Linked DNA regions of Homo sapiens: region 1 is linked to region 2. Evidence: chromatin loops called from intact Hi-C (ENCODE). Cell type or tissue: endothelial cell of umbilical vein. All regions are shown on one strand. Each heading gives the region's core, and the rest is flanking DNA. Links, peaks and the distances in the headings are about the cores only.

What was found. A loop is a pair of places that touch in the nucleus more often than their neighbours do. Peaks named below come from ENCODE experiments on the same cell type or tissue, not always from the same donor. Only the 100,000 strongest peaks of a DNase experiment are listed, where the experiment ranks them.
Region 1: a loop joins it to region 2, with 11 times the contacts of the local background. A loop is called at or near these places in 34 of 110 quality-filtered maps.

The regions. Positions count from the first base shown.
Region 1 is chr2:240,848,835-240,854,198 of GRCh38, forward strand. No RefSeq gene overlaps it. Among named protein-coding and RNA genes, the nearest start is that of AGXT, 17 kb to the right of the region's middle. In endothelial cell of umbilical vein, for the core only: a CTCF peak has its summit at 2,547 (motif pointing right); a DNase peak (open chromatin) is centred at 2,567.
Region 2 is chr2:240,987,693-240,993,056 of GRCh38, forward strand. CROCC2 (ciliary rootlet coiled-coil, rootletin family member 2) reads left to right here. Exons shown (of 32, transcript NM_001351305.2): 29 at 1,047-1,178; 30 at 1,962-2,141; 31 at 3,504-3,586. Among named protein-coding and RNA genes, the nearest start is that of TANAR, 4.2 kb to the left of the region's middle. In endothelial cell of umbilical vein, for the core only: a CTCF peak has its summit at 2,275 (motif pointing left); a DNase peak (open chromatin) is centred at 4,229; H3K27ac peaks cover 1,678 bases.

The sequences.
Region 1 (5,364 bases), core at 123-5,122, 140 kb before region 2:
TTAGAGGGTGAGGAGCACTGCTGTGCGTTAGAGGGTGGGGAGCACCACTGTACATTAGAGGGTGGGGAGCACTGCTGTGTGTTAGAGAGTGGGGAGCACTGTTGTGTTAGAGGGTGGGGAGCACCGCTGTACATTAGAGGGTGGGGAGCACTGCTGTGTTAGAGGATGCGGAGCACTACGGTACATTAGAGGGTGGGGAGCACTGCTGTGTTTTAGAGGGTGGGGAGCACTGTTGTGTTAGAGGGTGGAGAGCACCGCTGTACATTAGAGGCTGAGAGCACTATTGAAGTTTAAAGGGTGTATTAGTCATTCTCACCTGCTCTTAAGGAATACCCAAGACTGGATAATTTACAAAGGAAAGAGGTTTAATTGACTCACAGTTCTGCATGTGGGGAGGCCTCAGGAAACTTACAATCACGGCAGAAGGAGAAGTAAACTCGTCCTTCTTCACTAGGCGGCAGGAGACAGAAGAGTGAGGAACAAAGGGGGACGAGCCCCTTATAAAACCATCAGATCTCGTGAGAACTCACTCACTATCATGAGAACAGCATGGGGAAACTGCCCTCATGATCCAATCACCTCCCACCAGGTCTCTCCCTATATATATAAAACGGGGATTAAGGGGATTACAATTCCAGATGGGATTTGGGCGGGGACACAACCAAGTCACATCAGAGGGTGAGGAGCACCGCTGACACTAAAGCTTGAGTCCTGGGCCCCACAGCATGTGATACTGGGACTTGTTTACATCTCAATTCTTTAAAAAGATGTCTTTTAGATGACTGGGCAAACATGTCTATGGCCAGGCTCCCAGGTGATAGAAAGGAATTGTTATTGGCTTTTTTAAGTGTGACAATGGCATTGAGGCTGTGTGAAAAAGGTCCATCTTTTTAGGTGTGCACTGGAAGATCTGGGTGGAAGAACACACTGTCGGGGTTTGCTTTAAATCTTCAGCAAAATTAAACAAGTAATACGGAGGGGGTCCTGAGAAAAGAAGCTGGACAGCAGGACGCTGCCGGCTGTTGAGGCCGGTGCTGGCGCCAACAGTTTCACTGTCCTCATGTCTGTGCCATTGGAGAACGTCCTCATTACTTAGAAGATATTTTAAAATGGGACAGCTGTGACGTGTGCTTCAGTGGGAGGCTCCCTCCTCCCTCACAAGGAGGTTTGGCTTCCTTCCCCATAGAAGATTCTCCCCATTACCCCAGGGCTAAGCTGAGGGAGGAACAAGAGGGCTCACCCCACAGACCTTACAGAGCTGTCCTGAGAAGAAGTGGAGGCTGGGCCAGGGATGGGGTTTGCCCAAGGACACACTGCAGGTTGAGGGCAGAGCCAGGCACTGAGCTTGTCGAGAAGGCCGAGAAGCAGCCCCGAAGTTCAGGGCCCATGGCTACGCCAAGTGCCATCAGGAACCGGGCTGTGGAAGCCCCTAAGGACGGCCAGAAGGACCAATCTAGGGGCCTTCATAGCAGCTCACTCACCACGGGGAAGAGACAGTGCAGGGGCAGGAGCAGTGAAGGGCGGTGGGCGCTGCCCAGGGCAGGCCCAGCCAGGGCAGTGAAGGGCGGTGGGCGCTGCCCAGGGCAGGCCCAGCCAGGGCAGTGAAGGGCGGTGGGCGCTGCCCAGGGCAGGCCCAGCCAGGGCAGTGAAGGGCGGTGGGCGCTGCCCAGGGCAGGCCCAGCCAGGGAGGGTAGTCAGGCTGGTCTAGGGGCCAGAGCCCTGCGTGAGAAAGCCCCACCCACTGCTTGTTGATGACGAATGGTGGCAGATGGGGGTCAGAGGGCACTGGGAGCACCAAGGCTGGACGGGGAGATGAAGACAGGATGGCTGGGCTACAGAAGGCAAGAGGCACATGAACCCCACAGACATTTCCACTGGAACCCCCGTCAGAGCCACCTGGGTACCCTCTGAGTCATTCAAGTGGAAAAACAAATCCACAAACAAGTCCCTCCCTGCTTAAACCTGACCGACTGCCTCCTGACCATCCTCTGGTCACGCCTGAACTCTGGGCCCCCTGCTGCCGTCCCCCATTGCTGCCGTCCCCCACTGCATCCACCCCATGTGCAGGCTGCTCCCACCCCAGAAGCCTCGAAGGCCAGGGACCCGTGGGGTCCCTCCGTGACTCGGTACCCTTCCCCTCGCTGTCCCCTGAGTTTCCTTCAAATCAGGAAGCCTCCACCAGCCCTGGCCCGCTGGCTGGGTCCCTCCCCGAGAGCCAGGTCACCTGTCACTGTCTCTCACCATCCTCAGCCCCATGGACTGTGCTGCAGGTGGCCACTGTCACGTCACCCAGGCCAAGCACACCCGTCAGGATTCCCAAGGCAGGTCGGTGTCCAGCCGCTTCCCTGAGGCTGCAGGCCCAGGCGGGCTGCGGAGTCTGTGCCTACATACCGCGGGCCGAGCTTGCTCCAGGCAGGGACGGCGCGGGAGGCACAGGTCCTCTTTGGGCCTTTCTGCAGGTCCTCCTGCCCCACATGGACATGCCAGCTGTCACTTGCACCATCAGGAAGAACAAGAATCCTGTGTGCCCTGTGGTGGGGCCACAGTCGGCCGCTAGGTGTCACTGTTTCCTCAGAGACCAGCACATTGTCCCTATGCTTTCTCTCTGCAGTCCCTGGCTGGCAGCTCCTTGGGCAGGGTGGTGACCTCTGACCCCAGACCCGTCCCCCCTGAGCTGGTCCTGGCTCCACCGGGAGCTCCGTCCCCTGGGCTTCCTGCTGATATGTAAGTCAAGCCTGAGCTGCCGCGTTGGGGCCACTGATCTGGGCAGAGCCTCGTGGGGTCTCCCAGGGGCTCAGACGTTGGCCAGGACCCCACAGGGAGGATGCTCAGGTCAAAAAGATGCCCGCACTCCGGGCGCTGCCCAGAGCTCTTAACTCTCATGCTGAGAACAGCTTTGTGTGCTGAGTGTTTCGCACACCCGCAGGCCCCGCACGTTCTGCCTGCTGTTCCCTGTAATCCTGACCTCGCCTGGGAGTGGCAGGGCCACCCACTTCGGGAGCGGTGGAGATTGGACTATTTAGAGCACACACGCTGGGGAACCAGGGGAAGAGTTGTGAAGGGGTTAAGCAAAAGAAGCCTTTCTCCTGGGCTTGTAGATGGCCGTCTTCTCCCTGTGTTTCCACATGGCTGCCCCCCATGTCTGTGTCCTAATCCCCTCTACTTATTAAGACACAGTGGGGTTGGATTAGGGTCCATCCTAACAGCCTTATTTAACCTTAATTAGCTCTTTAAAGACCTTATCTCCAAATATGGTCACATCCTGAGGGACTGGAGGCAAGGACTTCAACACATACATTTTGGATGGCACAATTTAGTTCAAAACACCTCCCAGCCCCAGCTGGCACTGCCTTCCCGAGCAGACCCTCCAGGCTCTCTGCTGTGATCTGCCATTGCTGTAGGTAGAGTCCATCCTCCCATGATTCCGCGGGGCTCTCAGCATAAACCCAAATCCTTCCTGTGGCCCCACACACCCTTTGGCCACCCTGCAACCTCCCCCTGGCCACACTGTCCTTCCTCTGATCCTGGCTGCACCCTCCCCTCCTACCGGGGGTCTTGCGGGTGCTGTCCAGCAGGCCTTGCTGCTCTGGGCCCCATCTTCATGCCCAGATTAACCATTCTCCCCAGGCAGATCTTGGCTCAGATGTGGCTTCCGCCAGAAAGTCTTCCTTTCCCTCCTGCTCACTCCCTGCCGCGGCCGCCTCTCCTCTGAGGTCTTACCATGCGGTTGCCCAGGTCCCCACTTCTGGGCCAGCACATTGGAGCAGTGAGCCTGTGCATTTTCTCACTGTTTTATTCATGATCATTTATTCTCTTATGATTAATCCAGAGAAGATTATCAATAAATGATGGTGAATAAACAAAAACATGAATTAATGAATCAAAACCTCAGAACTTGCCCAGGATGGGAAAACAAGGTTGTCAGCATTGAGGACAGTAGCTGTGGCTCTAACCAAGAATCAACCGTGTGGAGGGAAACCACACCACTGCCTGAGGTGGAAACAGGTGGCTGTGCAGGTTTGCCAGGGCTCCAGGCTGACAGTTCTCCAGGAGGGCTTGCTGATCTTTGATTTTTTTACAAGGAAAGGACACACACACAGTCAGCACAGGGCAGGGCACGGGGCAGAGCATGGAGGAAACCAGCGCGAGCTTCTAGCGTCCTCTCCAGCTGCAGCCCGCGGGACGCATGCCATTCCCCAGCACCACGTTTTGGTGACGCGTGTGACATGTCCCAACCATGGAAGCCCTTCAGTGCCTCAGAGCCTCAGTGCCAGGGCTGTTCTGGGGCTGGTCATGCTGCACCCTCTGCCCGGCATGCCTGCAGATCCCAGATCCCTGGGAGGAAAGCAGGTGCCCAGCAGAGCCGCTTGTCTGCACAGACAGCTTAGGTGCAGTGGCCTCTCTGATCTGCCAGGGTGGTGAGGACCCCCGAGATCCAGTGCCGAGGGAGCACCCTGGCCTGCTTGTCACCCTTCCCTACACGAGAGTGATAAACCGCTTTCCTGGCATCCAGCAGATCCAAAGAAAGGAGATTCACCCTGGAAATGCCTTGGTAAAACGTTCAATTTAAGCTGTGGCCAAGTCACTCCGATGCATACGGGTAGCGACGCTGCCTCTTTAAGTGCTGTCAGATGACTTCAGTTGTTTCTTTCAAAAGTTCTGTGGGATGGTAGATCACACAGTGCACAGCACCAGTCTGTCCTTTCTTTTACCTTCCACTGGGGCCCAAGATTGTTCTGGTGTTTACTCCATTCAAATATCAGTGTATATTGAATGATTTCAGTTATACGGACAAAAACGTGGCAAAATAAACATGAGAAAGTGACACACACCCCCACCGTTGTAAAAGTGGGCTTTGGCTGGTAGTGGTGGCTCACGCCTGTAACCCCGGCACATTGGGAGGCCTAGGCAGGTGGATCACGAGGTCAGGAGTTCGAGACAAGCCTGGCCAACATGATGAAACCCCATTTCTACTAAAAATACAAAATTAGCCAGGCATGGTGGTGCACATCTGTAGTCCCAGCTACCTGGGAGGCTGAGGCAGGAGAATAGCTGGAACCTGGGAGGCGGAGGTTGCAGTGAACCAAGATCGGACCACTGCACTCCAGCCTGGGCAACAGAGCCAGACTCCATCTCAAAAAAAAATAAAAGTGGGCTCATCTAAATAGAGGGTATAAAGGCATTTAATTTTTAAAACAATGTATTTTGATGTTTTAAAAGTGTTTACAATGAGCACACAATACTTTTATTGTAAAAAAAATCAATTTAAAAAGTGCATCTCAAGTAGGCATCAGATTGATTTTCCTGAGAAAATCCTTGAGAAGGGCAAGGCCACCAGCTTCTCATCAGCACTGGGGCTGAGCT
Region 2 (5,364 bases), core at 52-5,051:
CCAGCACCCGACAGAGGGCATTGGGGCCAACAGAGGACTGACCTGGCACTCCAGCCCAAGGCTGTCACCCCTGTGGACACAGCCCCAGCAGGCATGACCCTCGGGGCTGGGCACGGCAGAGCCTGGAGGCAGCCTGGTTGGGAGAGCAGGGCCTGGGTTCCAGGCCTGCCTCAGCGCCTGCCTGGCCCAATGAGCCTGTGACATCATGGGATCCCTTCCACACCAACTCCCCATGAGGCATGCCCCAGGCCATCTGGGGGTGCTGGAAGCAGGCTGTCTGGGGCTGGTGGACGGTGTTCCTCTCCCAGTGCTGCTCTCTGTAAGAGAGAACTCTTAGATTCAATCCTTTCCTCCAGAGGGCCCATTCGCAAGGGAACAAAAGGTCCCTGCCAACTTTCCCATAGAAAATGTCTGTTTCCTGGGTAACCTTCCCTGATTTTTAACCTGGAGCTTATCCCTCCTGACCTGTACCCATGGGGTAGGGAGTGGGTGACTAAGGAGGGAGCACATTGGGGCAGCCTACAGCCTACAAGGAGGACAGACGGTGGGGATAGTGATGCCAATGCCACAGGCTTGTTGGGATTGAGACAGCAAGTGTACCCAGCTCTCAGGGCCTGTGCCTGTACGAGCTCAGCAGATCCTGAGTGCCAACAGCAGAAGGCAGGTGCCAGAGAGTGCAGGGGATCATGGCTCATGAGACCTGGAGGAACACTGAGAAGGGGTTTGCGGGGTAGCTCCTGGGATGTCACCTTAAAAGATGTAGGGAGTCCCCCATTGAGGATGTTGATGGGGCCATCTGCTGCTCTGTAGCTGGATGGGGACTTGGCCCTATGCTCCTCCTTAAGCTGTCACTCTGGCTGCAGATATTGGATAGACCTGGGTGAGGCCAGGGGTCCTGGCCCAGGGCAGTGCCCTTCCTGACGCTGCCAGCTCTTAGGGGAATTCAGAGTCCTTCCCAGAGGCAACCCTGTGCTCCCAGAGGAGGGCTGGCCTGACCTCACTCCCTGCCAGGAGGCCACAGGTTCTGCCTCCTGGGATCTCTGCAGATGGAGCAAGAGACACTGAAGAGGGAGGAGGATGTGGCGAGGCTGGGGGCTGAGAAGGAGCAGCTGGACCAGTCTCTGAACAGCCTGCACCAGGAGGTGGACGGAGCCCTGAGGCAAAATCAGCAGCTGCAGGTCAACTGGGCCAGTGGAGCTCTGCATACCCCAGGCCTGGGGGCAGACCTGGGGTGGGATCCAGGAGGGTGTCAGTTCCAGAGGGGTGGCTGGTGTACCTCCATCTCACACGTGCACACATGGGGAGGGTGGCTGGACCAGCTTCTGCATGTGATGGATACAGACTCAGACCAAGGCCCCAGGCAGAGCTGGAACCAGGACCCAAGGCTCCTGCCCTTCTTGAGACATTGAAGTCCCCATGGGAGCCAGGCCCGGGCTCTGTAGAGCAGCACAAGGGCCAGGTGAGGGAGGTCAGAGAGGCCTGTGGGGCATGGCCAGAGGCTGCTACCTGCTTGTGTTAGGGCGAGGAAATCCCCTGAGGCCTAGGGGCCTGACACCCACAGAAGGGGCCTCAGAGGCTTCATTCATCCTGTCCACATTGGACATACCCCCATCCTCAGAAACCAGCAGGGGATGGGGGCAGGATGGGCAAGAATCAAACTTCGATGCCCTCCGGACACCCAGCCCAGCCAAAAGGAACCTGGGGTGCCATGAAAACAGATTTTAGGCCCACCCTGGAGGCTGTGGCTTAGTCTCCAGCCCAGCCAAAGCCAAACCCAAGGCCCACGGGCTGAACATGTGCACCTAACCCCAGGTCTGCTGGGCAGTCCTGGCCAGGTCAACACCGGCAGAGGGCAGTGGGGCCCACAAGGACAGGTGAAACACCCTGTGGCACTCCTGCCCTGGGATTCTGTGCGGCCCTCAGTGAGAGACAGCAGTGAGATGCCCAAGTTCTCACTCCAGGCCCAGATGACAGAGATGGAGCAGGCCCACACCCAGCGGCTCCAGGACCTGACAGCTCAGCACCAGCGGGACCTGGCCACAGAGGCAGAGCGTCTCCATGGGGCCCGGCCGCAGGCCACGCAGGCCCTGGAGTCCCAAGAATGGACCCACCAGCAGCAGGTAAAGGTGCTGGAAGAGCAGGTAAGGTCGGGACCCCAGCCCCCTGGGTGAGGGAAGAGGCAGGGACAGAGGACTGGCATCCCCGCAGTCACCCAGTAGGGGTGACTTCTTGAAGTCCTCTAGCAACAGGGGCTCTCCACTGCCACCCAGTGGGCTCCAGACCTGCTCCGGGCACTGCCTGCACTTCTTTGCTCTCGACGGCACGAGGTTTATCCCACTGGGAGGTGAAGTGTGGATTCTGGGGCAGGTCACCACCCTCTCTGAGCCTCCATTGCCCTGTCTCTAAAGTGGGGTAGTGAGGACAGCTCCTGTCAGGGGTCACTGGGCGACTGAGCTGTCATTATGTGTGAGGTGCTTAGACAGCACCCAGCATGCACAGTTGTAGCAGAGGTGGCCTCTGCACCTGTCCTTCAGAGTCACAAAGGGAAAACAATGGCACACGTGGCATCTGTGGGGATGAGGTGGGCACAGTGAGGTGGATAAGGAAGCATAGCCAAGCCTTGGGCGTGTGTGTGCACTGCACACCCACACATGCATATGTACACGTGACAGACCTGCTGGGCTGAACCACTGAGCCTTAGAGCTCAGAGCTATCAGGACCTTAGAGCTGTCTGTTCATTTTACAGATGAGGAAACTGAGGCCCAGGAGGTGACCTGACTGCCCAGTGTCATCCCCAAGTTAGGGTCCCCAACCACCAAGGCACTTTTGCTAAATTTATTAGCAAAAGGACATTTATTTATTTCCTTATCATTCTGAGTGTTTTGTTTTGTTTTGTTTTGTTTTGTTTGAAATGGATTCTCACTCTGTCACCTGGGTTGGTGTGCAGTGGCGCGATCTCGGCTCACTGCAACCTCCACCTGCTGGGTTCAAGCGATTCTCCTGCCTCAGCCTCCAGAGTAGCGGGGATTGCAGGCACCCACCACCATGCCTGGCTAATTTTTTGTATTGTTAGTAGAGACGGGGTTTCACCATGTTGGCCAGCCTGGTCTCAAACTCCTGACCTCAGGTGATCCTGATGCCCAAGGCCCACCTCGGCCACCCAAAGTGCTGGGATTACAGGCGTGAGCCACTGCACCCAGCCTCATTCTGAGTGCCTGAACAGAAGCGGGCCCATCCACCAAGGGTGCGCGGTGGCCATACTCCTGAGGCCTCCACAGGTGGGGGATCCGTGGTGAGAGGTGGAACTGCGCATCCCTCTCTGGCAGCAAAGGAGTCAGTCTGACGTCTGCCTGATGTTTCTGTCCCATGCATGCCACCTCTCCTTGGGAGCTGTGGACCATGGCCTCCAGCCCTTCCTGTCACAGAGCCCTCCATGCCTCTATGCCCTGGGGCCCTGGCCGTGCAGCCTGCCCACCTGACCTGAGCCACTGTCCTGTCCCCAGGTGGCCAGCCTGAAGGAGCAACTGGACCAGGAAGTGCAGTGGCGGCAACAGGCCCACCTCGGCCAGGCCTTCCAGACAGGACAGTGAGCCCTGCTGCATACCACCCAGCAGCCTAGCTGCCTTCAGCCCTGACTGGCCAGGGGCAGGCGGCCCTGGGGAAGGTGCTGGAGGCCCTAGGCTGCTGGGGGAACCACTGTTGGGAAAACCAATGCCTTGTGCTCTGCACAAGAGGGACAAAGCTCAAATGGGGTGGGCACGATGACAGCAGAAAGCACAGGGTGCAGGCAGCCACCGCCCGGGCCACCACTCACTCTTCAGGGTCCTCAGGCAGTGGCACACTCTGAGCCCGCTGACCGCAGAGCTCCTCCCACCCCTGGAGACTCAGCCTGCAGCTGGTGCTGGACCATGCTGCGGGTCGCTCATCTCTGACAGCCCCTTCCCCTCCGGCAGAGAGCAGGGGCTTGGGCATCCTCCCAGCCTGCCCCCGCCTGGCACCCTCCCAGCCTGCCCCCGCCTGGCACTCCGTTTCTGCTTTGGAGGAGCTGCTCTGACCAGACCCCCGGGGCCAGGCCCTGTCAGGCTGGCTTCCCCGGCTTCATTCCGTGCCCTCAGCTCTGTAAACACGGGAAAACACGTGGGAAACATTTCCACCAACCGGAGCCAAAAACATAATGTCCTGCAAGGCCAGCCACCACATCCCCACGCCCAGCGGCTGTGAGCCTCCGCATCCAGGAACTGCGGCCGTCACGGTGGCAGGTGGCTGGAAGTGACTCAGATTCAAGTCCCCGTGACTCACTGGCCGCCAGAAGAAGGGGAGTGTAACACTTAAAGCTGTTACAGAGCCTCCCATGTTCCCGGCCTGGAAATGCTGGGAACGGTCCTGTGGGACTCCGGCTGGGTTGCTATGGAGACCCAGGCGGCCATCTTGGGCCTGTGGCGTGGGCCACCTGTGTCCATCTGCACCCCTCGTCTCCATCACCGTTGCTCAGAGTGACTTGTTCTCCTCTCCAAAGGGCCGCATGCTTTATAGGTGGTCATTTGTGATATCTGTGGGGCACCAGCCAGCCCAGTGAATCCCTGCATGTGCCACAGGGGCCTCCCGTCCCAGTCGCAAGGACTCTGGCCTAAGGGTGCAAGGCCAGAGGCTCCCGGCCCCCACCCCATCACAGTTACTGTGAGCCTTGGCTGAATGTGCAACAGTGTCTATTTCAAGATCACTCTGGGACTTAAAATAGTCTGTCCTGGCACACCTGGTTTTCTGGTGGATTTAGTAATGGAGTTACCATATGCTGTAAATCATGCAAAATCAATAACTCAAGAGAGGTGGGCATATAGGCTCCTTCCTGTCTGTTACCTCTGCCTGATTGTTGGTGGCTGTGTTGAGAAGGATTCTGAGGCTCAGCCTGGGCTCTGAGGGGAAGAGCTTGGTGACCCATGAGTGGATGTTACTCTGGGCAAAGGAGGAGTCAGTGGTGGCACAGGTGCCCCGATAGGCACCCCCTGCCATGGCCAGTCAGGGGTGGAGGACAGCAGGCAGGCCTGCCCCCACTGCTGGAGAGTGCTCTGCCAGATGGTGGGTGGAGGGGGTCACTGAGAGGCAGCGTGTGGTGCTCAGGGCCTGGCACTTAGTAGGCATGTCCCTTCCCTGCCTTCCTTCCCCATTCGCAGTCTCCTCATAGAGGGGGCCTCCCGCTCTGCAGCCCAGCAGAAGGGCCTGAGGGATGGCCAGGGCGGGAGGGAGGAACAGAAGTTCAAGGTTCCCAGTTGTGGGCAGGAGACTCAGCATCGGTCCCTCCAGCCCCCGGCAGCAGGAGCCCCCATGTGTCCCCGGGAATGCGGTGTCCACGCCTCCCTCTTTGCA